Linked DNA regions of Homo sapiens: region 2 is linked to region 1. A link is an interaction called in ENCODE POLR2A ChIA-PET data of the cell type or tissue named here. Cell type or tissue: PC-9. All regions are shown on one strand. Each heading gives the region's core, and the rest is flanking DNA. Links, peaks and the distances in the headings are about the cores only.

What was found. Peaks named below come from ENCODE experiments on the same cell type or tissue, not always from the same donor. Only the 100,000 strongest peaks of a DNase experiment are listed, where the experiment ranks them.
Region 2: POLR2A ChIA-PET joins it to region 1 with 5 read pairs; 1 of 35 experiments calls an interaction of 5 or more read pairs at or near these places.

What each region holds. Positions count from the first base shown.
Region 1 is chrX:120,726,413-120,742,633 of GRCh38, reverse strand. It overlaps the pseudogene GLRX5P1. Among named protein-coding and RNA genes, the nearest start is that of C1GALT1C1, 100 kb to the right of the region's middle. RefSeq lists an enhancer at 4,948-6,147. In PC-9, for the core only: no CTCF peak of the experiment used is centred there; a DNase peak (open chromatin) is centred at 7,773; H3K4me3 peaks cover 1,946 bases; H3K27ac peaks cover 3,837 bases.
Region 2 is chrX:121,529,912-121,546,132 of GRCh38, reverse strand. No RefSeq gene overlaps it. Among named protein-coding and RNA genes, the nearest start is that of MIR3672, 170 kb to the right of the region's middle. In PC-9, for the core only: no CTCF peak of the experiment used is centred there; no DNase peak of the experiment used is centred there; H3K4me3 peaks cover 724 bases.

The sequences.
Region 1 (16,221 bases), core at 6,090-10,089:
GTACTAAGGGAGATGATCTAACTCCAGCCGCTAAGGGTGTCCCAGTAGCAGAAGGCTTCTTAGGCATTTTGCCTTATTAAGCAGACCAACAACATGGTGCTCCAAGGGATAACTACCTGGGAATAGGGTTGCCAGATACATTACAGGATGAAACATTTGGGATATGCAAATGCTAAAAAAAATCTCTTGTTTATCTGAAACTCAAATTTAAGTGGACATCCTATATTTGTATCTGCAAAATCTGGCAAATTAGCAAATTTAGCAAAACCCTACCCAGAGACCCCATATGCGACTCTAAATTATCCTCTGATAAAGGGGTGAGAAATAAGGGTCCCCCAAGCTAAAATGTACTTTTTTCAAATTGTCTAATGAGAGTCAAACTCTCCGGCCCTAACCCCAGTCCCCAAACATGCAATAAGAACGCATGACTAGTTTTTCTGTTAAGAGCAGCTGGCTATATCCCTGCCTCCAATTTTCACTTGCCCTAGGTTAATTGTCCACTTTTCTCACACAAAATGAACTCTTCCCAGGTGAACTCGGCCATCTGCAAGTTTTAGAGAAATGTGTAGAATGTCTCTACATGAGGCTAGGCATGGAGATAGTCACTTAGAGGTCTCCAAGAATGTTCTCTGATTGCTCCCCATGGAATCAGCAGAGTTCAGGAGGAAGAAGGAGGGAATTATCGTCCAGCCTTTCCCCTGTGACTTCTAAGTCCATCTCTTCAAGCCGCTGCAGCCTGCAATCCCCAGCCTGGCTCCAGTAGCTTTGTTGGTGGAAACATCATTTTGCTCACAAAGACAGACCGAGATTTTCATTTTATTAAAATAAAAGAAATTTAAGATAAGATTTTATGAATATTTAGAAAAGCAGCATGTTGCATGATATAAGACATATTTACATGCCACAGAAGGAGCACAAATATTGTACTTCCAGGATGCTTTGAAAGGTATTGGATTGTTCATTGTTTACTAGCCTCCAGGCATTATTACACAAGCTAGCTTGGGAAAAATGGTGACTGCTACAGAGGCTTGGAAAATGTATAGGACACTTTCAGATTTAAAGCTGCTCCTCCCAGTACTACTTGGCCCACACAGCACACAGAAAACAGACAGGCAAGGTGGTGGGCAGGTGGGTTTCACTGACACCTCCCGAAAGGGACATCATCTGAAAGTGACCGCAGGCCTTGGGGCTCTGGCTTTACAATTGTCAGCAGCTCATAGATTAAGCTTTAACAGAGGAATCCTGTCTGGTTATGGCTCTCCCAAGGCACCTAAGCTTGAAGTCTCTCACCATTTTATTCATTTAATCAACAAACATTTAATAAATTTCTATTGTGTGTCAGCGAAACTGAGAGAGCAGTGGAAAAAACTGATACAATCCCCAAACTTGTAGAGCTGAGGGACTAATGGGAGACACAGACAAGGAAATGAGCAATTACAATACATGATGTATAAGTGTAAGTGCTGGCCGGGTGCGGTGGCTCATGCCTATAATCCCAGCACTTTGGAAGGCCAAGGCAGGCGGATCACCTGAGGTAAGGAGTTCGAGACCACACTGGCCAACATGGTGAGAACCAGTCTCTACTAAAAATACAAAAATCATCCAGGCATGGTGGTGCACGCCTGTGATCCCAGCTACTTGGGAGGCTGAGGCAGGAGAGTCGCTTGAATCCGGGAGGTGGAGGTTGAGGTGAGCTGAGATCATACCACTGTACTCTAGCCTGGGCAGCAGAGTGAGACTCTGTCTTAAAAAAAAAAAAAAAAGTGTAAGTGCTATAGGAGCACAAGGAAGAACCCCTCACCCATTCCAAGAGCATCTGGGAAAGGACCCCTATGGAAACTGAGGTCTGAACTGAGGCCTAAACGATGAAAAGGAGTTAAGGGAAAAAAGCTGTTTTAAGCAGAGGGAACATGTCCCAGTGACCAGAAGGGAATTTGAGGAGTAGAGGAATGGAGGCATGGAGTTCGAGGGCTAACCATCATCATGCATAGCATTTAGCTAGGATGTCCTGTGGGCCAGTGCTTTGCTAAGCATTTAGCATACATTGTCTCATTGGAGCCTCACAGCATCCCTCAGATGAGGCACAGGGAGATTAAGAGCCTTACCAAAGTCAAACCTCTGGTAAGAGATGAAGACAGAATTGAACCCCAGCCATCTAGCTCCAGAGCCAACATTCTTAACCTCCACTCTATAAAGCGAAATCTATATCTCAAATGAATAAAACAAATGGTGGAACTTCAGCACAGGACTCTAGCCTTCACTCCTGGAGCCACCAACCCCAGCCATAGGTCCAAATCTATCCCAGCTTCTGGCCCTTTTCTGACCTCAGAACCTCTGTCCAGTCCCTGGTTTCTTGCCAATTACCCGTGCCCAGTCATGACTCTCCCTTTCTGCTAGATCCCTGGTCAGCATGTCAGGTTCCCAGAGCTGAGACTGACTCCCTAATTCTCATGAGAACTAAAGTCTTTCTTGCCTCTGAATCCCAGTTCCTAGTCCCCTCTTATCAGACCAACTGGTATCACACTATGCCTCCTTCTCTGGATTTCTTACTATTCTGGTTTCATTGACATCTGCAGATCACTTCCGTGTCTCTGTATTTCTGGCCGATCTCTAAGGTCTAGCCATCCTCAGTCTAGCCTGACCCGAATTGGGAGGAGAGAAGTGGAAAGAGACAGAGACTTGTGAAGGCAGGAAGGGCAACTGTATGAGAGGCTGAGCGAGTGGAGAGATTTGAGAATATGGGTAAGGCTGAGGCTGAGAGCCTAGAAGCAGAGCTGGCTTTATTCTTAGGTGGAGTATGTGACCCAGACCCTTCCAAAATACCCTATTCCAATAGCTACTTGGGGGAATGAAATCCCTTTAAGAGGATGTTTGCAAAGAACTGAGAATATAGAGCCCAGGTGAGGAGAAACACCTACTGTACTTAATGTTACAGTAGAGTACATGCCTTTCTAAATGTTCACTTTGGTTGAGGAGGACACTCAGTATCTGAAAGAAAAAGGGAGAGAACCTTGTAGTGAAGAATTGTAGCCAAAAGGGAGAGTTCAAGAATATTCACAGGCATAGATATCCCAACCAGGCAGAGATGACAACTTGACTCAGGTCCAGCCTTGCCTAGACATAGTGCCTTCATCATACTACAGATGTGGTTTCTTTTTGGATGTGGTTTCTGACTTTGTTTGAGCAGATGGCCCTGACAGAAAACTTAACATTATCTGCTGTTTATTATGCACTGCCCTGTAAGACCACCACATGTGTGATAGTCCCTACAATATAGGAAGGAGCCAATTGAAGAGTTCATATTTTGGGCAACTCTACTCCCTTTTTCCTACTCCAGAGTTTAGGGACAGCTGTTGAGCAAATGGAGGAGGCAGTTAGAACTAGCCCAGGGCTTCTCAAATTTTAGTGTACACATGATCACCTGCAGGTCTTGTTAAAATGCAGATTCTGACTCAGTAGGTTTGGGGTGGGATTCAGAGTTTGAATTTCTAAGAAGCTCCAAGGTAATGCTAATGCTATCAGTTGGGGGGACACACTTTAGATAGCAAGGCTATTTCTGCCATTCTGCATTCTAATACATTAACCTGCTTCCTCATAACCTGTGAAGTGCTGAACAAATATGAAGGAATCATATTGCACTTTTATTTGATGAACCTGCCAACCCTAAATAGAATGAACAAATAAGCCCCATGAAGGAGAGAGAAGAAGTGGTGGCTGCCCATTAACAACAACAACAACAGTAAAATTATACAGGCCAAGAGGGAGAGTTATATTTTCCCCAAGTTTCCTACAGCTGTTTATTGGTCATGGGGCGCATAAAACATCTTATGAATGTTTCACTGCCGAAGAAAAATTGCTTCAAGCTGAGCTAGGATAGGAGTTAGGTATTACCATGGATATGAATATATTTTCACAGTTCAGCTCAATTACCACATTGTTTATCATGTTGCTTTACAACATTGCAGACTATTAAAGCTACTTTTTCATTTTACAGTATAGGAAACTAAGGCTGGCCAGGCAGGTGATTTCAATTTGCTCAAAGTCACATGGCTAGTTAGTATCAGAACTGAACTAGAACCACCCAATGAGCACAGTGCTCTTTCTACTGCAAGGATTTGTTAAAATAGTGTCTGAACAGGGGAAAGATTTTAAGTTAATTGGTCACAAGTGGTCCCCATACCCTGCTGTGGGGAGCTTAGCGGAGGTTCCCTGAATAAAAACATAGTTTGGGACTGGAGAAGAAATTTTCCAGGCTCTCGGTCACTCAAACAAATAGACATCTTTTTGAGCATGGATTGCCCATTTGTTTATTCAACAAACACTTGTTGAGCCCTGTGCTGGCTGGGGATAGAAATTTTTTTAAAACCCACAGTCCCTGCCTTGACAGAGCTTAGAATCCACTGAGGAGAGACTGATGTATAAATACTAAGTTCAATAAACTCCCATAGCTATTGGGGGGGGGGGCACAAGAGATGGTTTCAGAAACGAAGTAATCAGCCAAAAAGGAAAGCAGGCCAGCTAATCACTGAGCATGATGTAAGGCAGAAACTTAAGTGCAGTATGGTCAGAGTTTAGTGTAAAGAGGGAGGGAGGGATCTTTGTAAGCTACAGAGTTCACGGAAGGCTTTTTGGAAAGGTTAAGTCTAGAAGTAAGCTTTGGAGTATGTGTAGGAATCATATAACCAGAGAGGATACTTCAGATGAGGAACAGCATGAGCAAAGGTAAAGATACAAGAAAGTATATTGTCTATTTGGGGATGGCCCTTCAGATATTAAGTTTAAAACTGTTCTTAAATCACCCTTCACCTTTTGCTTCTCTTTTGCCTTTCCTATAAGTACCTCTGGCCAGCAGGTTACATTTGAATTGTTTCTTTACTCTCCAACTTCACTCTTCATGCTCACTGTGCCTCTGGTAGTCTGCAAGGCCACCATGTACAGTTGTGCATGTTGTTCACTGCACAAAGGATACCCAGTCATGGAGGTGAATGGGGGCTGAAATCCATACTGCACTGTACTCACCAAGTAATGCTTTCCTTTCCTAGTTTGATACATGTGCTTGCTAGGCCATGCCCCCAACCCAAAAAGGAGCACTTTTTCCAGTTTACAGAAAGGTACCCTAGCAGTGGCTGAGGCACTAAATCATATGTAGATGAAAGGTAAATAAGTGAGGTAAATAAGATTTATCTCTGATTTGTTCCAGCTTCAAGTCTTTACAGCTGAAGCCACTAATGAAGCCACCACAGTTCCACCACAGTTTTTATGCTAATCATGACTAAAGTAGGAAAAGTAGCAAGAGCCCCAGGGACCCTTCAGGAAGCTTAGAAGTGTCACTTCCCTGGATCCTGCATGAGGTGACCCAGAGATGACCTATGCCTGATGTGGCTCCCTTGATTTCATTTCTCTCTAATCCTAAACTGGATGACTAAGTGGTACCATTTCCCCTGACTCAGTTATTCTTTCTCATAAGAAAACTACACTTCTGTATGACTCACAACCAAGCTTATTCCTTATTTCTTATCTCCCCTACCTGGCAGTACCACCAAAATCATCCTTAGAAATCAACTGGACACGCACTTGCCATACCCACCTACCATGGTTGGTAGTCTTGTGCCAAATCCTGACTCCCTTTTCCTTCCCACCTGTCCTGTGCCACCAAGAGCCACTCTTCCCCACAAGCTACCAATCGGAGCTTTCAGACCTCCAAGTTTCCCTGGCTTTATCAGGCTTAAAGGGCTAAGCCTCTATAATATAAAAACCCAATAGTACAGGGAGTCAAAGAACTCACCACTTGTCAAGTTTCTCTCCACTTGACAGTCCAGAGCACATAGGTGGCCTACTCAACTCATTCAGTCACTCATGGACTTGGGTTGATTCCTTCATGTTTCTCTGCCCTTCTGTAAGGCAACAGCCTTATCTGCCAGTTTCAAAGCTGAGTAATGTGTGCTATGGGCACATCCATATTTCTTCTGTTAGAGGAAAAAAGTAAAGAGAAGCACATGTGCAAAGTTTAAAGAGCTGGGCCTAGAAAAAGCACACATCACTCCTACTTACATTTCACTGGTCTCAGAGCCACACCAGACCACAAAGCGGGCTGGAAAATGTACGTAAGTACCTAGCTGGACATCCTCACCCTGGCTACAGGTCTATTATTAAGGAAGATGCCAAACTATCAGTAAAAAGCATCTATTTTGTCATAATTTTTTACCCATGATAGAAACTTCATGATCAAGTATAATAAAGTTCAACCAATTTAAATAGAATCAAACTTAATGTATTAATAAATGTGTTTAAAGCATAGCATATACTTTTCCCTTACGCACTGTTTCTCAAAGTGTGGTGCATGGACTCTGGGTGATCCAGGGCCACTGATCATTCCCAGAAACCTAGCCAGTGACAGAGGAAAAAGCAATAATATTATTTCTTTACATACCTTCCACATATTTGAGATGTAAGGCTAATTATGATTTTTTACAGCAATCACATTACATTCTTTTTGTCAAATTACATTCTTAACCATCCTTATGTATTTTTTTTTTGAGACATGATCTTGCTGTGTCACCCAAGCTGGAGTGCAGTGGTGCGATCCTGGCTCACTGCAACCTCCACCTCCCAGGCTCAAGCAATCCTCCCACCTCAGCCTCCCAAGTAGCTGGGACTACAGGCATTCACCACCACACCTGGATACCTTTGGTATTTTTTTGTGGAGACCAGGTTTAGCCATATTGCCCAGACTGGTCTTGAAGTCTTGAGCTCCAGTTAAGAGAATAAACTTCCGGCTGGGTGCGGTGGCTCACGCCTGTAATTCCAGCACTTTGGGAGGCCGAGGTGGGTGGATTGCCTGAGGTTAGGAGTTTGAGACCAGCCTGACCAACATGGTAAAACCCCATCTCTACTAAAAATACAAAAATTAGCCAAGCGTGGTGGCACATGCCTGTAATCCCATCTACTCAGGAGGCTGAGGCAAGAGAATCACTTGAACCCAGGAGGCAGATGTTGCAGTGAGCCGAGATCATGCTACTGCACTCCAGCCTGGGTAACAGAGAAAGACTCTGTCTCAAAAAAAAAAAAAAAAAAGAAAAAACTTTTGAGGAGGTCGAGGACCCCGAGAAATGAGGGGGTTTGCCTAATGTCAAGCACTGGGTGTGCAAACCTGCAGCTGCTGTGACAGTTTCTGGCAGTGAGTCTCTGACACGAACAGCTCCCTCTGTTCAGGGAGGACCCGGGCACCCTCACTTTGAGTCTTGGTCTTACTTTTCATCTAAAAGGGTGGAGCGGATCCCCAGCTTTTTCAGTTCTTCCACCAGGTCCCCATTCTGGTGCATCTGGGCTCCATTCCTTTGTTCTTCCCTCTAGCTGAGGAAAAATAACCACTAACCCTGAGGAGACAGCCTGTGAGGTTTAGCTCATAACTGACATGTGGGTCAAGTGAGGCAAACTGAATAGACTCCAACATCATAGCCTGGCATTGCTATTTACCCCCCTCTAGTAAAAACAAAATTCCATCTAGTTCATGACATCTGAAAGGAGGTATCTCACGCTGCCTGCTTGGAGGGCAATTCATTTGGAAATCTCTCTGGGAAAGCACAGAGCAGAGCTGATTTATGGCACCACCACAGGGTATCACTGCAAGCATCAGGACCAAGTGGAGGAAGTGCCACTGCCCAGCCCTGAGGCCAGCATTCCAGCCTGTGAACAAATCCTGTGGGTTGGAATGCTGCTGCTAACCCAATGAGATGGACTGCTGGCCCACGCGGCAGCCTCTGACAACACTTAACTGTGAGAGACCTGGGCTCTGGGGAGGCCTCTTCCTGCTGAGTCACGGCGATGTGACCACCAGGGTGGGAACCGAGCCCAGGAAAAGTTCTTTCTGGACTAGGTCGACCCTTGTGCAGATTACTGGTTCATGCTGAGTGCTTTTCCCTGAGACATCAGGGCCTCTGTCACCCTTTCCAGACCAGCCCCTCTGGCCACTGCCATGCCAGGATGTATCTTATGGCACTCTTGGGACTCTAGGGTGAAGAACCCACCAGATTTAGAAATTTTGATGACTCAGGTACATGGAAATGTGAAGGTCTCTCAAGCTATCAACAAAGCAAACAAATTTAAAAAAATGAACAAAATCTCTATCAGGGCCTGGCGCGGTGGCTCACGCCTGTAATCCCAGCACTTTGGGAGGCCGAGATGGGCGGATCACAAGGTCAGCAGATCGAGACCATCCCGGCTAACACGGTGAAACCCCATCTCTACTAAAAATACGAAAAAAAATTAGCCGGGCGTGGTGGCGGGCGCCTGTAGTCCCAGCTACTCAGGAGACTGAGGCAGGAGAATGGCGTGAACCCGGGAGGCGGAGCTTGCAGTGAGCCGAGACAGCGCCACTGCACTCCAGCCTGGGCGACAGAGCGAGACTCCGTCTCAAGGAAAAAAAAAAAAAAAAAAGTCAATGGGATTTTTGGGGCAGTAAAATTATGTTGATTTTTCCTCTTTTTATTTTGCTGTATTTTCCAAGTTTTATATTACTTTTATGTTGGAAAAATAAACTTTACTAAGGAAAAAAGGTTTGTCGAATATTAAAGTAACAATAAAAATAAGCCTGTGTGTGTGTGACAATATCATATAAGCAGTCGAAAATGCAAATATGAAGTAAGAAGATAAATGTCTGAAAATTTGATTTTATTAGACCTGCCATCCATTTGCCCCAGTCTCCAGCATGCTCTTTATAATAAAATGTATCAAATTGTAGCACGAAGTCATCAAAGCTTTTACATAACTTTCTTCCTGTGTTGGCAGTTTATTTAAAAAAAAAAAAAAACCCAGTTATCACAGTTTCTTCTTTGTCCATCGTTTTCCATAACGGAAGAAGCTATACATAATTTGGGGGAAGATATTGTCTTTGCAGACTGACATATTTGCAGAGGGGTCATGAATAATGATTCCAAAGCTCCTAGTTTAACTCCTGAATCAGGCAAAAAATAAATGGCAATATAAGAACAAATTTTGTTTACAGCAATATCATAATACAGCATTGAATTATTACAGTGCAGTGGTTGTAATTAAGCTCACAATAAAATCTTATTAGCCCAAACACCAGACAACCTAAAATCACCCGACTGCTCACGAACGGAAATGATCAGTGCAACGCAGTTGTCTCAGTAGTGAAAACCAAAATCGGTAAGGTTTTTCTGGCAGTGAGTCTCTGACACGAACGGCTCCCTCTGTTCAGGGAGGACCCGGGCGCCCTCACTTTGAGTCTTGGTCTTTCTTTTCATCTAAAAGGGCGGAGTGGATCCCCAGCTTTTTCAGTTCTTCCACCAGACCCCCATTCTGGTGCATCTGCAAAAGAATGTCACAGCCCCGCACAAACTCGCCGTTGAGGTACACTTGCGGGATGGTGGGCCAGTTGGAATAGTCTTTAATGCCTTGTCGCAGCTCGGGGTCGTCCAGCACTTCGTAGGCCGCATAGTCGCGGACGCCGTGCACCCACAGGATCTGCACCATGGCGTTGCTGAAGCCGCACTGGGGTTGCTCCGCCGTCCCCTTGAGGGAAGACAACCACTTTGTCCTTCACCAGTGCGTCCAGCCGCTCCCCTGAAACACCACCGCCCGCACCCGAGCCCGCCGCTCGGCCGAGGGACCCGCTCATCCCTGCATGCTCGCCGAAGCCCACGACGCCCCAGGTCTTTGGCTGGCCACCTAGAGCTCTCCTCGGCCCACGGCCGCTTTTACATAATTATTAATCAAAGTACAGTTAACCCTGTGATAAACCAATTGAATATTTTGAAAGCAAGCACGAAGTAATTCTTTGCTGTATGAAGTTGATGAATATTGTGACGAAGGCAGGGAAGATATAAAAGCTATGGGGGTTTCATTCAACGTTATTAGACCTCTTGGCAAAACAAGTACAAATCACTTCATTGCCAAGAAGCTTATAAAACCAGGCACAATATCAATGACAAAGTGACTTAGAGAAAGCAGAGTGAGTCATCAGCAGAATTTTTATAACAACGTCATAGGACATCCGTAATATCTATGGCACACAATATAAAAGGCAATTATTATCACATGTGGACACCAGCAGATATTCTACTTTAGAGACAGGTAAAAACACGGATATGCAGACTCTTGGCATAGGAGTGGTATGTACACACACAGACACACACACGCACACACACACAAACACACACGGGAGAAGTGCTCCACATTTTTGACACTGAAATCCCATGCTATAAGAGAAAAGAGGTTTTTTTTTTAAATTATGCTTGTTACCTTAGATACAGATTTTCATGCAGTTGTTGTAAGAAATACTGCAAAGAGAAACCATGTACCATTTTCCCGGTTTCCCCCAATGACAGTGTCTTGCAACACCATACAGTATCACAACCAGGATATTGGCATTGATACAGTCAAGATACAGAATGGTTCCATCACCACAAGGATCCCTCATGTTGCCCTTTTATAGCCACACCCATTATCTCCAACTCCACCCCCTTCTTAACTCCTAGCAACCACTCACATGTTCTCCATTTTTATAATTTTGTCATCTCAAGGATGTTATACATTTGGAATCATATATAATCGGGTCATTGCCTTTTTTCACTTAGTACAATTTTTGTAAATCCACTCAAGATGTTGTACATATCAATAATATGTTCCTTTTCATTTGTGAGTAGTGTTCTATGCTATGGATATACCACAGTTTGCTTAACCATTCACATGTTGAAGGACATTTGGGTTGTTTCCAATTGGGGGCTATCAGGAATACACTGCGGTGAACATTTGTGTACAGGTTCTTGTATGAACATAAGTTTTTAAATCTCTGGGATAAATGCCCATGAGTGTAATTGCTGGGTTGTATGGTTGTTGCATGTTTGGTTTCATTAGAAACTGTTCAACTCTTTTCCAGAGTAGCTGTACCATTGTACATTGCCACCAGCAATATAGGAGAGATCTAGTTTCTCTTCATAAAAGGAAAGGTTTTTAATTTAGTTAACAAGTGGTTTTTTTTAATGAGTCATGAAGTAGATTGGAAAAGGGGCACTGCGGCCAATTCTGAAGAGCATTAGCCATGACTGCCGCCCAGAAATATGTAGCAAATAAAAGAGGTTGCACCCGTATGTGAAGCCACTCACGACTTGATTAACAATGATCAGCAACATGCCTTCTGATCACAGTTCAGTATTGAAAAAAACAAATACTGTGAGTATAATAAAATTTTGGCCCCTAAGAAGATGTCTTCCCAGCATGCTGTACAAAGAAATAAGCAGTAAATACTAATCTCCACTTTTCCACACTAAGCATGCCAGCTGTTGAGAGAAGCTGCTCTCCCATAACTTTTTGATACAAGGGATAGGGAAAGGGACCTTATGAAAATGATAATGCCACTAAAGAGCATTTCTCATATTCAAATGCCTTGCTGAAGACATATTTTATAGCCACATTTTCAGAATATTAAAGAACCTGTAGTTATTAGCTCAGTGGTGAAATACTGCCATGTTTAATGTTAAAGATAAAATAATCAGAATTTTTTAAGAAGACTGAACTATGATGCAAACAGCTTTGTCACTAAGAATTTGATTCTGTCCCAACATGTGGAGACTTTATGCACTTCTTGAAGAAAGAAATCGACTATATATGATTGGGTATATGTAAATATCACGTTCAAGTTCTTCAGTGGAACTTGTAACCACACTTTTTTGAACTAAATGCAGTCAAAGTGGTAATTTAGGAATGCACACCCATCTGTTTCCCAAGTTCAACTATTCTGTCTTCTAGCCTTTGACTGTGATTTGTTCAGGGACTTTAGTATCTGATGGAGTGCTTCAAAGTACTATCAGGGAACCGTCCTTGTAATATCTAGCTTTTTGGATGTATAATATCTATAGGTTTGATAAGGCCACTAAATACTTAAGGCAGTTCCCAATGACCTAGGATTCTGAATTAGAATTTTTAACTTTTTATTATGAAAAACTTCAAACATGTACAAAAGTAGAGTAGATAGGATAATGAAAGTCCAGGTATTCACTACCCAGATTCAATAGTGGAATAAATGCTTCTGGTGCCCTACATCACAGCCTCTTTCTCCACCTTGCTCAGCCAGAGCTGGGGTAGACAGTTCTATGTAAGCTCAGACTCACATCACCCTAACAAACAGTATCCTGCCCCAAAATCAAGTTTCTCTCTTCTGCTTCTGCCCTCAAGGCCTTCATGAAAGCCAATCCACATGAAAACACCTCCTAGCCTTGGAGATAACCCTCAAATGAGGGGGACAATAACTGGTGGATGAGAGCTGCAACCTCTCATCCATCAAAGGGAGAGTTCTGGGAGAATGTTCTATAGCTTCCCCCAAGCAGTCTAACCAGAATTCAGCCCTTGTTGCCCAATGCAGCAACCTCATAATGCACCTTTGCACTGACTTTTTTTCTTTCTCTAATTCTCCTTACTACCTCGCTCCTGCTTCCTGGAATAACACCCTAAATATACTAACTGCACCCATGTCCTTGCCTCAGACTGCTGTGGAGGAATCCAACTAAGACAAATAGTTTAAAATTTTTTAGCACATATACACCATGGAATACTATGCAGCCATGAAAAATGATGAGTTCATGTCCTTTGTAGGGACATGGATGAAGCTGGAAACCATTATTCTCAGCAAACTATCGCAAGGACAAAAAAACAAACACCGCATGTTCTCACTCACAGGTGGGAATCGAACAATGACAACACTTGGACACAGGAAGGGGAACATCACACACCGGAGCCTGTTGTGGGGTGGGGGGAGGAGGGAGGGATAGCATTAGGAGATATACCTAATGTAAATGACGAGTTAATGGGTGCAGCACACCAACATGGCACATTTATATATATGTAACAAACCTGCACGTTGTGCACATGTACCCTAGAACTTAAAGTATAATAAATAAATAAATAAATAAATAAATAAATATAAAAATTAAAAAAAAATTTAGCATTCTTATTTCACCTATCCTGTAATATTGTGGAGCATTTTAAAGTGTTTTTAAAGCTTGACTTTTTAAAATTTAATAGAAATAGGAAGGAAAGAAATCAACTCAACATGGAAGCTGATCTGTGATCAAGCTGTGTGTCACCAAGGTAAACCTATATACCTTGGTGAATTATTGCCCCTAAATATCATCTCTTTCCTTAATATAAAATCATTATTAAGTACATTATTTCAAATAATACTTTAATGTGATGGTGAAATGAAAAATATGATGGAGATTCATTTTAGTTTACCTCAAGGATGGTCTGTGTCAGCAGGGTGCCCTTTTTTTCCCCGAGACAGAGAGACAGAGTCGTGCTCTTCCACCCAGGCTGGAGTGCAGTGGCACAATCATGGTTCACTGCAGCCTCAAACTTCTGGGTTCAAGTGATCTTCCTGCCTCAGCCTCCCAAGTAGCTGGGACTACAGGTGTGCACTACCACACTCGACTAATTTCTTTGTGTATCTTGTTGAGATGGGGTCTTCTATGTTGCCCAGGCTGGTCTCAAACTCCTGGCCTCAAGCGATCCTCCAACCTTGGCCTCCCAAAGTGTTGGGATTACAGGCATGAGCCACCATGCCCAGCCCAGGATGCCCATTATGTGGCTCTTGAAAATGAACTATGAGGCCGGGTGCAGTGGCTCATGCCTGTAATCCCAGCACTTTGGGAGGCTGAGGCAGGTGGATCACCTGAGGTTGAGAGTTCGAGACCAGCCTGGCCAACATGGTGAGACCCTGTCTCTACTAAAGACACAAAAATTAGCCAGGCATGGTGCCTGTAATCCCAGCTACTCAGGAGGCTGAGACAGGAAAATTGATTGAACCCAGGAGGCAGAGGTTGCAGTGAGCCAAGATCGTGCCACTGCACTCCAGCCTAGGGGACAAAGAAAGACTCCATCTAAAAAAAAAAAAAAAAAAAAAAAAAAAAAAAAAACAACTATGAGAAATGCTGACTGTTCAAAAACTCCCCAGGGCTGTTCACAGGAGTCTGTGAACTTCATCAAAACGTATGCTGATGTGTGTATATCCACATGTTCAGTCATTTTCCTGGAGGAAAAAGTCAGTAGCTTTCACCAGATTCTAAAGCAAGTCCTTGACCAAAAAAGGGTTAAGAAACACTGATGAAGGGATATCGGGCACTATGACCTCTGAGTAGGGATGACTTTATTGTAGAGAGAAAGTGCTTCTGGAACTCTTTAAATCATTCTACGTGGCTGATCATCATCTTCACCAAATTGCACAGTTAGCCTCATTATGTGAATCTAACTAGAATTGATATGATTACAATAAAAGGATTTTTCCTGCTCAAGGTCTAGTTTATAAAGAAATTGAATTTTCCCCTCAAGGCTTCATTTATAATAAAATGACTTTTTTTTCTTTCTCAAGGCCTTGTTTTCAACATCTGGATTACATGATCTGGTTCCAATATTTTCCTCAAAGCTATCTCTCCTAGCCTCAAAGAACTTTTGAGAGTTTGCCAATCAACAGGAAAAACATTTAGATTACAATACATGCTCTTTCCAGACTAGCCCTAGTTCTCTCAGATATTTCTGTACCCTGAACTGGTGCACTTCCAGGAATATGAGGGATTTTGCACCAGCTGTTGATGAAACAATTCCTTCCACCTGTGTCTTGTCCAGTCCCTAAATTACTAACTCAGAAAGGAAGTTGGAAAGTTAAAGAGGCACACTTTCTCTAAGGAGCCTTAATTAGGTTTGGCATTTGAGTTTGTGGTGTTTTTCTTTCCCTATTAACAAAGGACTATTTGTACATCATAAATAGAAGTAGAGGAAGAAAATGATATCTTAAATCATCCACTTAAAAACCAAGACAAAAATGGTACAGGTGGCTTTTTAAAAGAAGGAGGAAAAATCCCCTCCACATAAGCCCTTTTCTTGAATAGGCCTCTAACTAGCCCTGGTGCAGCTGCAAGGATGCATTTAATGATTCTGTGATTTATTGCTCTACAGAGGATATTCTCAGCCATCATCTGCAGAAGAGGCCCTAGCAATATGTAGAATGGGAGACTAAGAACGTATTGGAATGGGCTAAATTTTCCATGTGGTTTCCATTTTCTTTCTTATTGTACATCAAAAGTATTTTTTTTAAGAAAACGATTTTTAGCCATCACAAATATCATAAAAGCACCCTGCCCCTAGGGCAGCTTGCAGCAGGCCTGAGCCAGAAACTGTGACTAGAAAGAGAAGGAGCTCAAAACATCCTCCATCTTGAAAGGCGAAGCTTCCTAAAGCCAGTTCTTCGCACAAAATCCTCTCTGATCTGAAGACCTATGACTTCTATTGGGTGTCCCCAGACTAAGTCACGATTGTAAGGTAGTAAAGAGCAGCTAATATCGACTGAGCACTATGGGACACCAAATGCTTTGGGTCATTTACATGGATTATTTCATTTACTACTCAATTTATTGTCTCCATTTTACAGATGAGGAAACTGAGAGCTGAGAGAAGTTAAGTCACTTTACCCAAGGGCACAAAGCCTATGAATGGAAAGCTAGGATTTGATCCCTGGTTTGTATGATTTCAATAGTAGTGCTTTTAACTACTACATAGTTGTCACCCCTTTCTTTTCTTCTAGGGTCCCTCCCTGACCACAAATATAATATAATGTCAGGAATTCCTTATACTATCCCCTAGCTACCTAGGAACTAAAACTACAGTAACCATCTATGCCTGTCCTCCAGAGTAATGCCCCATTGTACAAAATTTCCCATATTATCTAATATCTCCCCATGGAACTCTGGGTTTCCCATCAAATCTTTCAATAAAATTATGGCTTTAAATAATAAAAATCATTTCAGGTCCTCCTAATACTAATTGATAAATTTTTCTTGTATATATCCACCTACCCACATAAACACGCATCCTCTTATTCTACTAGTTCACCTATATTGAGTACTTACTATGTGCCAGACATCAAGTTAATCACTTCACATGAATCTTCTCATGTGCTTCTCCACAGTAACCCTATGAGGTAGCTGCTATTATTACATCTGTTTTACACATGAGAAAACTGAAGCTCAGAAAAGCTCCAAAGTTCAGAAAAGCTCCAAGCAAGTGGAGGAGTTAGGGTTTGAATTCAGATGTGTTTCACTTGAGAGCCCAAACCCCTAAACCACTACATTCTACTTCCCCTTTTCTTAACAGTGATAAGTCATGTTGATCGTACATACCAGTCATATAATGTGGTCAAAATAGCCCTTTACT
Region 2 (16,221 bases), core at 6,645-10,644, 800 kb before region 1:
CTTTTCCCCTACGTAATATTATCTTTCCCCTGTTAGTTTCCTAGGAACCAATTGTTCTTCAAAATAAAATACAGTTAATGGAAATTTTTTAAAAAGTTCTGAGACTCAGGCCTGTTGTCCAGATTCTTTTGTCCCAGGGGGTGTTCCCTTGGTGTCCTATACTACCCCTTCCCCTGGGAGTCAGAATCTCTGAAAGTAAGACTACTGTGAATGCTGCTGCTCCTCTGGGTCTAGCCGCTTGGTGGGGCTGCCACACTCCAGGCTGGTGCTGAGGAATGAGGAATGTCTACAAGGAACCCAGAGATGTGACCTGTCCTCAAGTCTCCCAGTAGCAGGTACCAGCACCAGCTCTGATAGGGGTGACAGGAGAGTTACATAGACTCTGTGAGATTCCTTGGTTATAAATAGCCTTACTGTGTTGGCTTTCTCAAATGCCAGTTGTAGTAGGAATGGACTAGTCACGTGGACAGACTCAAGACCTCTTATTAGCCACGGTGCTGCAGGTAATGGTGATAGCTGAGATCACACACAAATTTTCTCCTTCCTGGGTTTTGTGTTATTCTACCTGGAGATACTGTAACAGACATTATCGGTAGGCTTACAGCCAGGAGGTGGCACTTGAAAAACAGCACCAGCTACAGTGGTAGCAGCAGTGGGATTTGTGCTTGCCTTATATTACTCAGGGGAGTTACTCTGATTCTCAGGCAATGGGTGTGGCCATAAGGACCCCAAAAGTTTCTGTCCTTTGTGTTTAGTTACCAGGAATGTTGGACAGGAAAAGCCATTCGGGGGGCTGGGTCAGGCAGGTCCACACTCTGGATTTCCATATGCAGGGCAAGCAGAGGCCTCAGTGGGGTTTCACGGGGTGGGGGTAGGTTTAGTTCTCTGGCTGTTGGAGTAATGATCCAGGGAGGAGCACAGCTGCCTCTGTTGCACAGAAGAGTTCACACAGAAAGTGGGGAGTAGCAGGCATCTGTAAACCCTGCCCAGCTCCTATGCACTTGGCAAGGAATATCACACACCTGCAGTGTTCCAGGAGCAACAACTCACTAAGTTTCAGGCAGTCTGAACTCAGAACTCAAAACTGTCCCAGGACATCAACCTTCCCTACAGAAACAGCAACCACAGCCTTCAAACCATGCCCCTCCCAGTCAGCCTGCAAAGCGAAGGACACCAGCTTCTGCACTTATGGCTACAACATACTTCCCATTCTCCCCACAGTCCTGGCAAGGGGAGTTCATCCCCACTTAAGATTATATTGTGAATTTCACTTGGGATCTTCTCTCAACACGTGACCACAGTCTGAGTTCGCCGGCAGACTTCTGTGAAGTCCTCTGTGAGGTAGGATCAGGAATTGTTTCCCTCTGTCAATGCTGGAGACTGGAAATGCATGGAAGGCTCTTCTCACTGCTGCTCCTACTTTTATATTCCCCAGTGCTTCCCAAATCAGTTCCAGCGCTGGGTAGGGTTAAGGACTTCCACCATGGCCTGGATGGCCAGGTTCCCTAGTAAAAATGTATATTTTGGAGGCAAATTATCCCCCTCTCACACTCTGGGGTCTTACAGTATTCCCACTGGGCTCATGGTATGGAATGCAGCCTGCCACTTCTTTCAAAGGGTCTGTCGTTTCTTTCAGTTATCCTGTCACAATTTTGTCTTTCCAAGTGGGAGAGGAATGCTAACAATGCCTCCCATCTTTCATCTTGGGGAATAAAAGTGTTTGGCTAAAATTTTAGTAACTAAAATATCAAAGTGAGCTTGCAGGAAGTCATCTGGTTCGATTGGCTTTCAATCTCTTACCAAAACCATCAATGGCCTTGTGAGGTTCATCAGAATGTCACAATTCCTGGGGCTCTAGAGCATCAATCAAACAAAAGGGGCTTTATTTCTCCAAAATCAGTAAATAATCAGGGTTTTTTTTTTTACCTCAGTAAAAGTAGAACTGATCTTGTGGGACATGTATTGATTAAATTTTCCTCATCCCAAGATCAAATATGTCCCAATCCTACCATACATTATTATCAACAATGTCAATTGATCTAGAATCTATGAAGCAGAGATATCTAATCAGAAGTCATGTACTTGAATGAAGTCCTCTCAAGAATAAAACTTGTTGGAGGCATTCTATCACCCAAACTGAAACTTTTCCCCATTCCACTAAGATCAGAAACCAAGCCATTACTGACTGGTGTATGCTAATTATGATTATCTGTCTATGCAATAAGATGTGTTCACGTGTGAATCATAATACACTTTTTTACTTGATACTTTTTAGAAAAATTATAATTCAATGTTTATTTGTATTTTGTCCTTAAACTTTCCTCACTGAGTTCCTACCTTCATGAAAATAATATTCTATTTTGTCTCAATAAATTTATACATTAATTGACTGCTGTGCACCCCATAAGGATTCAGTGGATATCGTCAGTGGATAGCACAAAGTCTGGAACACAGTAGGTTTCAATAAATTTCATCAATTAATGATGCTGGTCATGATACTGTTGGCTAATGAAAGACTAGAAAAATGGAAAGGAGAGATGGCCTACATGAGCTCCAAAATTAGACAAGAAAAATTATCTTTGTACTTCATTTTATAATTATAATTAAATTAACCTAAATCAACTTAAAATTACATAGCATTTTATAGTTTACAAAATAACTTATTACATATTTCATTTCATCTTTTTAACAATATTACTAAAATTATTTAAGAGAATTTTTATCATCCCCATTTAACAGATAAGACAGGTTCAGAAAGAGTCATTCTCTATGACCACATAGTAATGAATTCATGGGAATACACTCCACACTGATGTCTAGATTCACTAAATCCTTACCAAATTCCTGGATTGCATTTTTGCAAAAATTGACAAGCTAATCTCAAAATTCATATGGAATTGCAAGGGACCCAGAATAACATAAATAATCTTGAAAAAGAAGAACAAAATTAAGAACTCGAACTTCCTGATTTCAAATTTCACTACAGAGCTATAGTAATCAAAACAGTGTGGAACTAGCATATAGAGATATATAGAAATGTACAACAATAAAATAAAATTGAGAGTTCAGGAATTAAACTTTAGATTTAGAATCAATTTATTTCTGACAAGTTTGCCAAGAAAATTCAATGGGAAAACTAGTTTTTTTAAAACAAATTGTGCTGGGACAACTAGATATCCACATACAAAAGAATGAAGTTGTCAAGCCAAGGAAAAAAAAGAGAGAGAGGAACCAAATAAACAAAATTAGAAATAAAAAAGGAGACATTATAGCTGATACCACAGAAATACAAAGGATCATCACTGACTATTATGAACAACTACATACTAACAAACTGGAAAACCTATAGAAAATGGATAAATTCCTGAAAACATACAACCTACCAAGATTGAATTAGGAAGAAGTAGAAAACCTCAACAGATTCATAACAAATCATGAGATTGAACTGATAATAAAAAGTCTCCCAATAAAGAGAAGCCCAGTACTGGGTGGCTTTTCTGTTGAATTTTAACATATTGATAAAGAAGAACTAACACCAGTTCTCAAACTATTCCAAAAAAATCAAGAAGGAAGAGATTCTTGCTAACTCATTCTATGAGTCCAGATAAAACTTTAAATTAGGTTAAGCTGCTGAAATTTTAGGGCTATTTTTTTTTAGAGAAGCTCAGCCTGAATATCCCTAAATAATACAATGGGAACCTTTGATTGTCTGGTTAGCAGAATTTGATAATTTTTATGCACCATTGACTATTGTGTGTCTCCCATTTTTCCCCTTTTCTAATAAGAAAGTTTACTGAAATTATTACATCCCTGCTCTACCACTGGATATAGAGTGTGGAGGGTTAGGCAGGTAACCTGTATTTCAGTTCAGGGATAAGCACTAGAGAATAGTGCTTATCATTCAGAGATCTTTGTCTTCTAATTTGATACACTATTGATTTGAGTTGCAACTATGGGTTGTTCCCCTTGCTGAGAGATGAGTGTATTCTAGGTTTGGGAAGAAACACGAAATTGATATTTAGTGACCAGAAAAGCAGACTGTGGAAGAGACTATCACAGATATTCACCAATTTCATTTTATCTTCTTGGGAACAGAGCCTCCCTTGTATCTTGGTGGGGCCACATGACTATTCCTGGCCAAGGTAATGTGGACTGAATTAATATATATAATTTCCAAGGCTGATTCCAAAAATCTTCTCTGGCATCCTCAGGTCACTCTTTCCCATATCCATGTGAATAGAGATGAAAAACATTTGAGATGACAGAGATCCACAATACAATAAGCTCAGGTCCTTGTGTCACTAATTGGAAAAGAGTTATCCATAAATGTGATGTTAGAAAAAATATGTATTTTATTAATCCACTAAGATTGAGTAATTTACTTGCTCCATCATCTAGCATGAGTAATCATGAGTATGCAAGAACAAATATCACTATTAAGATGGCTCAGAAAACCCTCGGCCTCAAAACATCACTGAGAGAGCATATAGGAGGACTGAGATAAACTTTGACCTCCAGATACCACTAAATTCCCTTGCTAACAGAACCAACTCTTACCCTAATCAACTTACCTGAAGACCAAGTAACAACTTCTGAGGCAGTTACATAGAAAGTGAATGTCAGTTCTTCCTATTTCCTCCCTGTTAAGAGCCCTTAAGGCCACTGAGACCTGTATGTAACCGGAGTTAGATGGCAGAATGTTCAAAGGGACAAACTTCAAGGTTACACCTTGAATTGAAAATATTACATATCAAAATAATTTCAAGACTCTTGGTTATTACAACAAATTACTGGTGAATAGGTATGAAAATATATTCTGAGGATGAGAGGTCAGAAAGAGAACAAAATTTTAAACAAGGTAAATTTATATTATAGATACGAATGCACTTAACAGAAATTCTGGGTTGCAGGTGCTAATTTAAAGAGCTATATTTCTTTGTGCTTGATTGGTTGACTAAACTCAATATAGGCCTACTCTAAATGAAGTTAAGATGTGAGAAATTCCTATCTATAATTTGGAGGAAAAATGCCAATTTTCAGAGAAGTAGGAGCATTGGAATAGAATTATCATGTGTGACATACTAACCTACCTTTTAACTATCCTATGAGAGGATCCAAAAGACTCTTTCTTCCTCATGACATTGAGAAATCCACGGATGAAGGGTACACCAGCATCTATGAAAAGTGCTATGACAGGTGTCCTCCTTAGCCTGAAGATGAAGGGAGCAGATGCTGCAACTTAAAATGGCACCTAATATCAACAAGGGTAATGCTGTCTTAAGTGGCAGATGCCAAAAAGCAGTACCTGAAAACTAGAGGCAATGTATGCAAGGTTAATGAAATGAACAAGGTCAAATTTTTAATCATATTGATTTGACTCTTAATGGTCTTTGATAGAGGAAAACTAATTATTCAGTACCTATGACAAACAGATGGGATGCCCATTAATGTCTTACTTGACTGGTAAAACTGAAAACAATTCTAACTCTGGTTTAAAAATTCTAACTTGAACCATCAAAATTATGGGTCAAAGCCCCTCATTCAGGTCTCGTTCCTAAAGCAAGTTAATAAAGTCATCAACTTTGAATGAAAGGGAGACAGGGAATCCTTGAGGAAAGTCTTTGTTATAAAATCACTAGGACTTGTGCCATTATCAGTGTTCCTGTGCCCCAAGGAAAGCAAATTCTCACACTTTTCAGGAATTATGAAATAAAGTTAATATCTGAGAACTCAGAACACTACTGTAGTCCTCTGGTCAAAAAAGAAAATTACAGGCTCAGTTTGTAGATAAGACTTTTGTATTCCCGGGATTCTCCAAACCATCTTGTGGTTACCATTCCATTTACTGATATGTAGTTGGAATAGACATACTCCACAACAAGCAGAATCCTTATTTGGCTCCCTGACTCAAGGGGTGAGGGATCCTTGGAAAGCCCCTGGGTTCCCTCTCCTACTAAAATAAAAAAACTACTTAAGGAAATCAAAGTGGTTGATGGAACCATCAAATATTTAAAATATGTGCCTCCTTTTCTATCTTCATGTAAATCACCAGTTTGACCTGTGTACAAGACAAAGCCATCTTGGAGCAAAACAATGAATTATTTTAAGCTTAATTAGGTGATGACTCCAACTGCAGCCACAGTTGTAGACTAGTCAGTTTTCTGGAGCAAATCAATATAATTTCCAATACCTAGTATAAAGCTATAGCACTGGTAAATACTTTTTCCCCTATCTCAATAACTGAAGAACAAAAAAATGTTAGCTTTCACTTGGTAGGCATAGCACTAAACATTTACCATCTTGCCACAGAGGTATATCAACTCTACAGATTTGTGACACAATTTTGTCTACATGGACAGTGATCATTTTATCATCCCACAGAACAGTACACTGGTTGATACTAATAAAGACAGCATAACAGGACCAAGTGAGCAGGAAGTAGTAGGAATTATCTTAGACATCTTCATCAGACACCAGACACATGGCTATCAGAATGTAGAATACATCTCATGAAAATTAGGGAGTCTAAAGCATAGGTAAAGTTACTGGGGATCCAGTGGCTTTGGTAATGTGATTTCGTTGTAAATAATGTGATTTTCCTTCCAAAATGAACAAGTCCCTGCACCTTACTCTCCTAAACTTTAAGAAAGAGGTATAACACTCAATGGGACTTTACAAAAATTATGCTTGGGTATGCTGCTCCAATTCATATATCAAGTAGCCTACAAGGCCTCAGACAGAGATGAAAATAATACAAGCATCTCCAGATATTACAGGCTACGGTGCTTGCAAGCAAATTTGCCAACTGGCCATTATGATACAGCTCATCCAATTCTTGAAGTGTATTAGATTGTATTAAATTTTGTACAAAGTCCAATCCCTTATAAGAACATCACAGTAGAAGCTCCTAAAATTTTAAAGCACAACTATGACTTATCTAGTACGTATCAATTCTCCTTCATGGAAACAGATTTTGGCTTACTGGTTGGCCCTGCTAGAGACTCAAAGCCTGACAATGAAAAAACCTTTTAAGCTTTGTTTTCTTCACAAATCATATACGCGCAAAAAGTATTCTATTGTCAAGTAGAAGTGGTTTTGAGGGATTGCCTTAAAGGCACATGTAAATTGCTTGAGCAGCAGCAGGTGGCTTACAATGCCAGCGTGCCTACCTTTATCACACTACCATCACTCCTTCTACCCAAACTTATGGACGACTCCTTAAGAGAAAGAAAAATCAAGCCGCATTTTTAGGTAACTATGCACAATATGCTGGCACTTTCTTGAAGTATATTGCCTCAACATTTCAGTCCTACTCAACGGTGGCCGTGAAGAACAGTGAAGAAAGAAACTTCTCCCTGTGGACATAACTTTAGCAGCATTATTGTTATCCACTCTGCTTGTAAGGAGAGATGATCTGAGAAATGGATTTATATTAATTCTTGAGCAGCAGTTAACAGTTTGGTCATATTGTCTGGGACTTTGTCATATTATCTGAGATTGAAAGATTCGTGGACAAAGAAGTCTGGTGAAGTATGTAAACTGGCATTTTATGATTGGCAAAGAATGTGAATATTTCTGTGTCCTTTACTAATAATCACCCAAATTCCCCTCTTTATGGAAAGAAATTTCTTAATAATCCTGTGGACAAGATGATAAGTTATAAAGATAACAAACAGCCTCTTTCACTGGACTGTACAATGCCTTCTCAACGAGCTCAAGGATAAAGTGGTCATAGTAGCAGGGATGATGATCCTCTATAGTTTCCGTTTTTGAAATAAGAATGATTTCTGTTGTTGTTCTTGTTTCATCCCTGTGTCCTTTTTGAATGTGGATAATTCTTTCAATTTTCTTTTTTATAGTTTCTGGCTTTGCAGTAAGACTCACAAATGTTCTCCTCACCACAAAATTATTAAAACAGTCACCTAATTTTTCACCTGGTAGATTTCTGATGTTGTTTAGATTTAGTTTATCTAATATTTATTTTTTGGTAAGGAGTGAAATAGAGATACACTTTATTTCTCTCACAATGGCTAACTAGTTGTTTCCAACACCATTTATTGTATACTTTTTCTACTTTCCTGACAATAATAAAAAAACTTCTAGAGCAGCATTTGCCAGCACATTCTGAGAAACATGATAGGACTGGACACTAATGTCTTTCAAGAAGAGATATTTCCACAGTTAAAAACATTTGGAAAACCTAGAACAACTAAATTAACTATTTAAATTTTGGACTTCTCAGATGTTACATAACCCTATTCTCATTGAGCCTTTAAATGGCCAAGTAATCTATAGAAAATAATCTGAGGAACATTGCTTTAGAGATTTACTTTGAAAACCTATATTTCTGTTATTGTTGTTGTTTTCTATATATGGCTATAATTATATTTTTATAATTATAAAATATAAAAATATTTTATAATTATAAAAATATTTTTAATTATATTTCATTGACTTTTATATAAAAATGTTTTATTTTTAACATTCATTGAAATAATCACATAATTTTCTTCTTTTAAACCTATTAATATTATGACATAGGCCATACATTTCCTAACACTGAAAAACTAGTTGCTTTTCTAGAATGAATTCCACTGGATCATGGTGCATTACTTTTTCACACAGGTAATATAAATTGAGTGAAATTTACTTGTGTGTGTGTGTCTGCATGTGAAAGGGAGAGATAAGGAGGAGGACAAGGAGTGGTTCCTGTTTTAGGAAGTTTTCCTTCTTCCTTTAGGCCTTAGGACGGTTTAAAAAATGCAGAAATTGAGAGGGCAGCCAAGATGGCCGAATAGGAACAGCTCCGGTCTACAGCTCCCAGCGTGAGCGACGCAGACGACGGGTGATTTCTGCATTTCCATCTGAGGTACCGGGTTCATCTCACTAGGGAGTGCCAGACAGTGGGTACAGGACAGTGGGTGCAGCACACCGTGTGCGAGCCAAAGCAGGGCGAGGCATTGCCTCACTCGGGAAGTGCAAGGGGTCAGGGAGTTCCCTTTCCTAGTCAAAGAAACGGGTGACATACGGCACCTGGAAAATCGCGTCACTCCCATCCCAATACTGTGCTCTTCCGATGGGCTTAAAAAACGGCGCACCATGAGATTATATCCCGCATCTGGCTCGGAGGGTCCTACGCCAACAGAGTCTTGCTGATTGCTAGCACAGCAGTCAGACATCACACTGCAAGGTGGCAGCGAGGCTGGGGGAGGAGTGCCCACCATTGCCCAGGCTTGCTTAGGTAAACAAATCAGCCGGGAAGCTACAAATGGGTGGAGCCAACCACAGCTCAAGAAGGCGTGCCTGCCTCTGTATGCTCCACCTCTGGGGGTAGGGCACAGACAAACAAAAAGACAGCAGTAACCTCTGCAGACTTAAATGTCCCTGTCTGACAGCTTTGAAGAGACCAGTGGTTCTCCCAGCACGCAGTTTGAGATCTGAGAACGGGCAGACTGCCCCCTCAAGTGGGTCCCTGACCCCTGGCCCCCGAGCAGCCTAACTGGGAGGCACCCCCAAGTAGGGGCAGACTGACATCGTACACGGGCGGGTACTCCTCTAAGACACAACTTCCAGAGGAACGATCAGACAGCAGCATTCGTGGTTCACGAAAATCCACTGTTCTGCAGCCACCACTGCTGATACCCAGGCAAACAAGGTCTGGAGTAGACCTCTAGCAAACTCCAACAGACCTGCAGCTGAGGGTCTTGTCTGTTAGAAGGAAAACTAACAAACAGAAAGGACATCCACACCAAAAACCCATCTGTACATCACCATCATCAAAGACCAAAAGTAGATAAACCACAAAGATGGGGAAAAAACAGAGCAGAAAAACTGGAAACTCTAAAAAGCAGAGCACCTCTCCTCCTCCAAAGGAACGCAGTTCCTCACCAGCAATGGAACAAAGCTGGACAGGGAATGACTTTGACGAGTTGAGAGAAGAAGGCCTCAGATGATCAAACTACTCCGAGCTACAGGAGGAAATTCAAATCAAAGGCAAAGAAGTTAAAAACTTTGAAAAAAATTTAGGGGAATGTATAACTAGAATAACTAATACAGAGAAGTCCTTAAAGGAGCTGATGCAGCTGAAAGCCAAGGCTCGAGAACTACGTGAAAAATGCAGAAGCCTCAGGAGCCGATGCGATCAACTGGAAGAAAGGGTATCAGTGATGGAAGATGAAATGAGTGAAATGAAGCGAGAAGGGAAGTTTAGAGAAAAAAGAATAAAAAGAAACAAACAAAGCCTCCAAGAAATATGGGACTATGTGAAAAGACCAAATCTACGTCTGATTGGTACCTGGAAGTGACTGGGAGAATGGAACCAAGTTGGAAAACACTCTGCAGGATATTATCCAGGAGAACTTCCCCAATCAAGCAAGGCAGGCCAACGTTCAGATTCAGGAAATACAGAGAACGCCACAAAGATACTCCTCGAGAAGAGCAACTCCAAGACACATAATTGTCAGATTCACCAAAGTTGAAATGAAGGAAAAAATGTTAAGGGCAGCCAGAGAGAAAGGTCGGGTTACCCTCAAAGGGAAGCCCATCAGACTAACAGCTGATCTCTCAGCAGAAACTCTACAAGCCAGAAGAGAGTGGGGGCCAATATTCAACATTCTTAAAGAAAAGAATTTTCAACCCAGAATTTCCTATCCAGCCAAACTAAGCTTCGAAAGTGAAGGAGAAATAAAATACTTTACAGACAAGCAAATGCTGAGAGATCTTGTCACCACTAGGCCTGCCCTAAAAGAGCTCCGGAAGGAAGCATTAAACATGGAAAGGAACAACCGGTACCAGCCACTGCAAAATCATGCCAAAATGTAAAGACCATCAAGACTAGGAAGAAACTGCATCAACTAACGAGCAAAATAACCAGCTAACATCATAATGACACGATCAAATCTACACATAACAATATTAACTTTAAATGTAAACGGGCTAAATGCTCCAATTAAAAGACACAGACTGGCAAATTGGATAAAGAGTCAAGACCCATCAGTGTGCTGTATTTGGGAAACCCATCTCACGTGCAGAGACACACATAGGCTCAAAATAAAAGGATGGAGGAAGATCTACCAAGCAAATGGAAAACAAAAAAAGGCAGGGGTTGCAATCCTAGTCTCTGATAAAACAGACTTTAAACCAACAAAGATCAAAAGAGACAAAGAAGGCCATTACATAATGGTAAAGGGATCAATTGAACAAGAAGAGCTAACTATCCTAAATATATATGCACCCAATACAGGAGCACCCAGATTCATAAAGCAAGTCCTGAGTGACCTACAAAAAGACTTAGACTCCCACACAATAATAATGGAAGGGTTTAACACCCCACTGTCAACATTAGACAGATCAACGAGACAGAAAGTTAACAAGGATACCCAGGAATTGAACTCAGCTCTGCACCAAGCGGACCTAATAGACGTCTACAGAACTCTCCACCCCAAATCAACAGAATATACATTTTTTTCAGCACCACAAAACACCTATTCCAAAATTGACCACATAGTTGGAAGTAAAGCTCTCCTCAGCAAATGTAAAAGAACAGAAATTATAACAAACTGTCTCTCAGACCACAGTGCAATCAAACTAGAACTCAGGATTAAGAAACTCACTCAAAACCCCTCAACTACATGGAAACTGAACAACCTGCTCCTCAATGACTACTGGGTACATAACGAAATGAAGGCAGAAATAAACATGTTCTTTGAAACCAACGAGAACAAAGACACAACATACCAGAATCTCTGGGACACATTCAAAGCAGTGTGTAGAGGGAAATTTATAGCACTAAATGCCCACAAGAGAAAGCAGGAAAGATCCAAAATTGACACCCTAACATCACAATTAAAAGAACTAGAAAAGCAAGAGCAAACACATTCAAAAGCTAGCAGAAGGCAAGAAATAACTAAAATCAGAGCAGAACTGAAGGAAATAGAGACATAAAAAACCCTTCAAAAATTAATGAATCCAGGAGCTGGTTTTTTGAAAGGATCAACAAAATTGATAGACCACTAACAAGACTAATAAAGAAAAAAAGAGAGAAGAATCAAATAGACACAATAAAAAATGATAAAGGGGATATCACCAACCGATCCCACAGAAATACACACTACCATCAGAGAATACTATAAAAACCTCTACGCAAAGAAACTAGAAAATCTAGAAGAAATGGATAAATTCCTGGAGACATACACCCTCCCAAGACCAAACCAGGAAGAAGTTGAATCTCTGAATAGACCAATAACAGGATCTGAAATTGTGGCAATAATCAATAGCTTACCAACCAAAAAGAGTCCAGGACCAGATGGATTCACAGCCGAATTCTACCAGAGGTACAAGGAGGAACTGGTACCATTCCTTCTGAAACTATTCCAATCAATAGAAAAAGAAGGAATCCTCCCTAACTCATTTGATGAGGCCAGCATCATCCTGATACCAAAGCTGGGCAGAGACACAACCAAAAAAGAGAATTTTAGACCAATACCCTTGATGAACACTGATGCAAAAATCCTCAATAAAATACTGGCAAACCGAATCCAGCAGCACATCAAAAAGCTTATCCACCATGATCAAGTGGGCTTCATCCCTGGGATGCAAGGCTGGTTCAATGTACGCAAATCGATAAATGTAATCCAGCATATAAACAGAACCAACGACAAAAACCACATGATTATCTCAATAGATGGAGAAAAGGCCTTTGACAAAATTCAACAACCCTTCATGCTAAAAACTCTCAATAAATTCGGTATTGATGGGATGTATCTCAAAATAATAAGAGCTATCTATGACAAACTCACAGCCAATATCATACTGAATGGGCAAAAATGGGAAGCATTCCCTTTGAAAACTGGCACAAGACAGGGATGCCCTCTCTCACCACTCCTATTCAACATAGTGTTGGAAGTTCTGGCCAGGGCAATTAGGCAGGAGAAGGAAACCAAGGGTATTCAATTAGGAAAAGAGGAAGTCAAATTGTCCCTGTTTGCAGATGACATGATTGTATATCTAGAAAACCCCATTGTCTCAGCCCAAAATCTCCTTAAGCTGATAAGCAACTTCAGCAAAGTCTCAGGATACAAAATCAATGTACAAAAATCACAAGCATTCTTATACACCAATAACAGACAAACAGAGAGCCAAATCATGAGTGAACTCCCATTCACAATTGCTTCAAAGAGAATAAAATACTTAGGAATCCAACTTACAAGGGATGTGAAGGACCTCTTCAAGGAGAACTACAAACCACTGCTCAAGGAAATAAAAGAGGATACAAAGAAATGGAAGAACATTCCATGCTCATGGGTAGGAAGAATCAATATCGTGAAAATGGCCATACTGCCCAAGGCAATTTATAGATTCAATGCCATCCCCATCAAGCTACCAATGACTTTCTTCACAGAATTGGAATAAACTACTTTAAAGTTCATATGGAACCAAAAAAGAGCCCGCATCGCCAAGTCAATCCTAAGCCAAAAGAACAAAGCTGGAGGCATCACGCTACCTGACTTCAAACTATACTACAAGGCTACAGTAACCAAAACAGCATGGTACTGGTACCAAAACAGAGATATGGACCAATGGAAGAGAACAGAGCCCTCAGAAATAATGCCACATATCTACAACTATCTGATCTTTGACAAACCTGACAAAAACAAGCAATGGGGAAAGGATTCCCTATTTAATAAATGGTGCTGGGAAAACTGGCTAGCCATATGTAGAAAGCTGAAACTGGATCCCTTCCTTATACCTTATACAAAAATCAATTCAAGATGGATTAAAGACTTAAACGTTAGACCTAAAACCATAAAAACCCTAGAAGAAAACCTAGGCATTACCATTCAGGACATAGGCATGGGCAAGGACTTCATGTCTAAAACACCAAAAGCAATGGCAACAAAAGCCAAAATTGACAAATGGGATCTAATTAAACTAAAGAGCTTCTGCACAGCAAAAGAAACTACCATCAGAGTGAACAGGCAACCTATAAAATGGGAGAAAATTTTCGCAACCTACTCATCTGACAAAGGGCTAATATCCAGAATCTACAATGAACTCAAACACATTTATAAGAAAAAAACAAACAACCCCATCAAAAAGTGGGCGAAGGACATGAACAGACACTTCTCAAAAGAAGACAGTTATGCAGCCAACAAACACATGAAAAAATGCTCACCATCACTGGCCATCAGAGAAATGCAAATCAAAACCAGAATGAGATACCATCTCACACCAGTTAGAATGGCGATCATTAAAAAGTCAGGAAACAACAGGTGCTGGAGAGGATGTGGAGAAATAGGAACACTTTTACACTGTTGGTGGGACTGTAAAGTAGTTCAACCATTGTGGAAGACAGTGTGGCGACTCCTCAGGGATCTAGAACTAGAAATACCATTTGACCCAGCCATCCCATTACTGGGTATATACCCAAAGGACTATAAATCATGCTGCTATAAAGACACATGCACACGTACGTTTATTGCGGCACTATTCACAATAGCAAAGACTTGGAACCAACCCAAATGTCCAACAATGATAGACTGGATTAAGAAAATGTGGCACATATACACCATCGAATACTATGCAGCCATAAAAAATGATGAGCTCATGTCCTTTGTAGGGACATGGATGAAATTGGAAATCATCATTCTCAGTAAACTATCGCAAGAAGAAAAAACCAAACACCGCATGTTCTCACTCATATGTGGGAATTGAACAATGAGAACACATGGACACAGGAAGGGGAACATCACACTCTGGGGACTGTTCTGGGGTAGGGGGAGCGGGGAGGGGGTACGGATAGCATTAGGAGATATACCTAATGCTAAATGACGAGTTAACGGGTGCAGCACACCAGCATGGCACATGTATACATATGTAACTAACCTGCACATTGTGCACATGTACCCTAAAACTTAAAGTATAATAATAATAAAATTAAAAAAATTAAAAAATGCAGAAATTACCAATTTGTTGATATTCTGAAATACACATGCATGCATACACACACCTACACACACACACACACACACACACACACACACACACGAACTGAATCTCGCATTTGTTTTTCTGTTATATTTTAACTGGAAATGAGAAAAAAGATGACAAATAAGCTAGAGTAATTAATAAAGCACTTTTCTGACATCTATGGAAAAGCAAAAGCCTCCCCCCACTCCAACCTTCTGCTCTTCTATCCTACCCGTCCCAAGGAGTAAACATTGCTAAAAGATAAGGTAAGTATTTCCAGATTTTCTCTATATCTATATGTGGCAGCTAGTTTCCAAAGATGCGCCCTATTAATAAACCATACCTCGCAGTACACACACTCTTTTTTAATCCCTATTCCTTGAACCTGGACTAGTGCTATGGCTTGATTTTGACCAATAGACTATAAGAAAAATAATGCTGTATGATTTTGAGGCCAGATCAGAAACCAGAAGACTTACAGCTTCCACGTGGATATCTTACGATGCTTGATTTTGTGCACTCCATCTCAGAACCCAGCCACCATTCTATGGAGAAGTCCAAGCTGCACAGAATGGCCATATGTAGGCCATTTCCAACTAAGCTCCCAGTGGACAGTCGGCATCAACCACCAGACATGTAATTCAACTATTGGATTTCTAAGGCCAAGTCAAGACTTCAGATCATTCCAACTCCAGCCATCACTGACAACAAACATATGTGAGAAGTTCAAATAAATACTACCCTGATGATAGCAACTGACCCACAGAAATGTGAAAATAATAGTTTCAAGCCGTTAAATTTAGAAGTGGTTGGTTACTTGGTAACTGATAACCAAATTATTATATAAACTATACGTGGAGGCAGATTTACACGTAGGTACACACTTTTCATGCATGTGTAGAGGGTACACAACTGAGTTTTGTTCTATATCCAGCTCAGCAACTTGCTTTTTATATTAATATGTCATAGACATATTTCCAAGACTTCCTCACATGGCCTGTGCCTCCATCTCTATGTTCTTTTTCAGTCCCTTATAAGGACACTGGTCACTTGACTCAGGGCCCATTCTCATCCAGAATGATGTCTTCTGAAGATCCTTACTCATAGTTACATTTGCAAAGACCCTTATTCCAAATAAGGTCACTACTTGAGGTTCTAGTGGACATGTTTTAAGGAGGACACTATTCTACCCACTACAAATAGTGATTTTTTAAAATACATTTTTATGTTGTCAATAATATTTTGAAATTTATA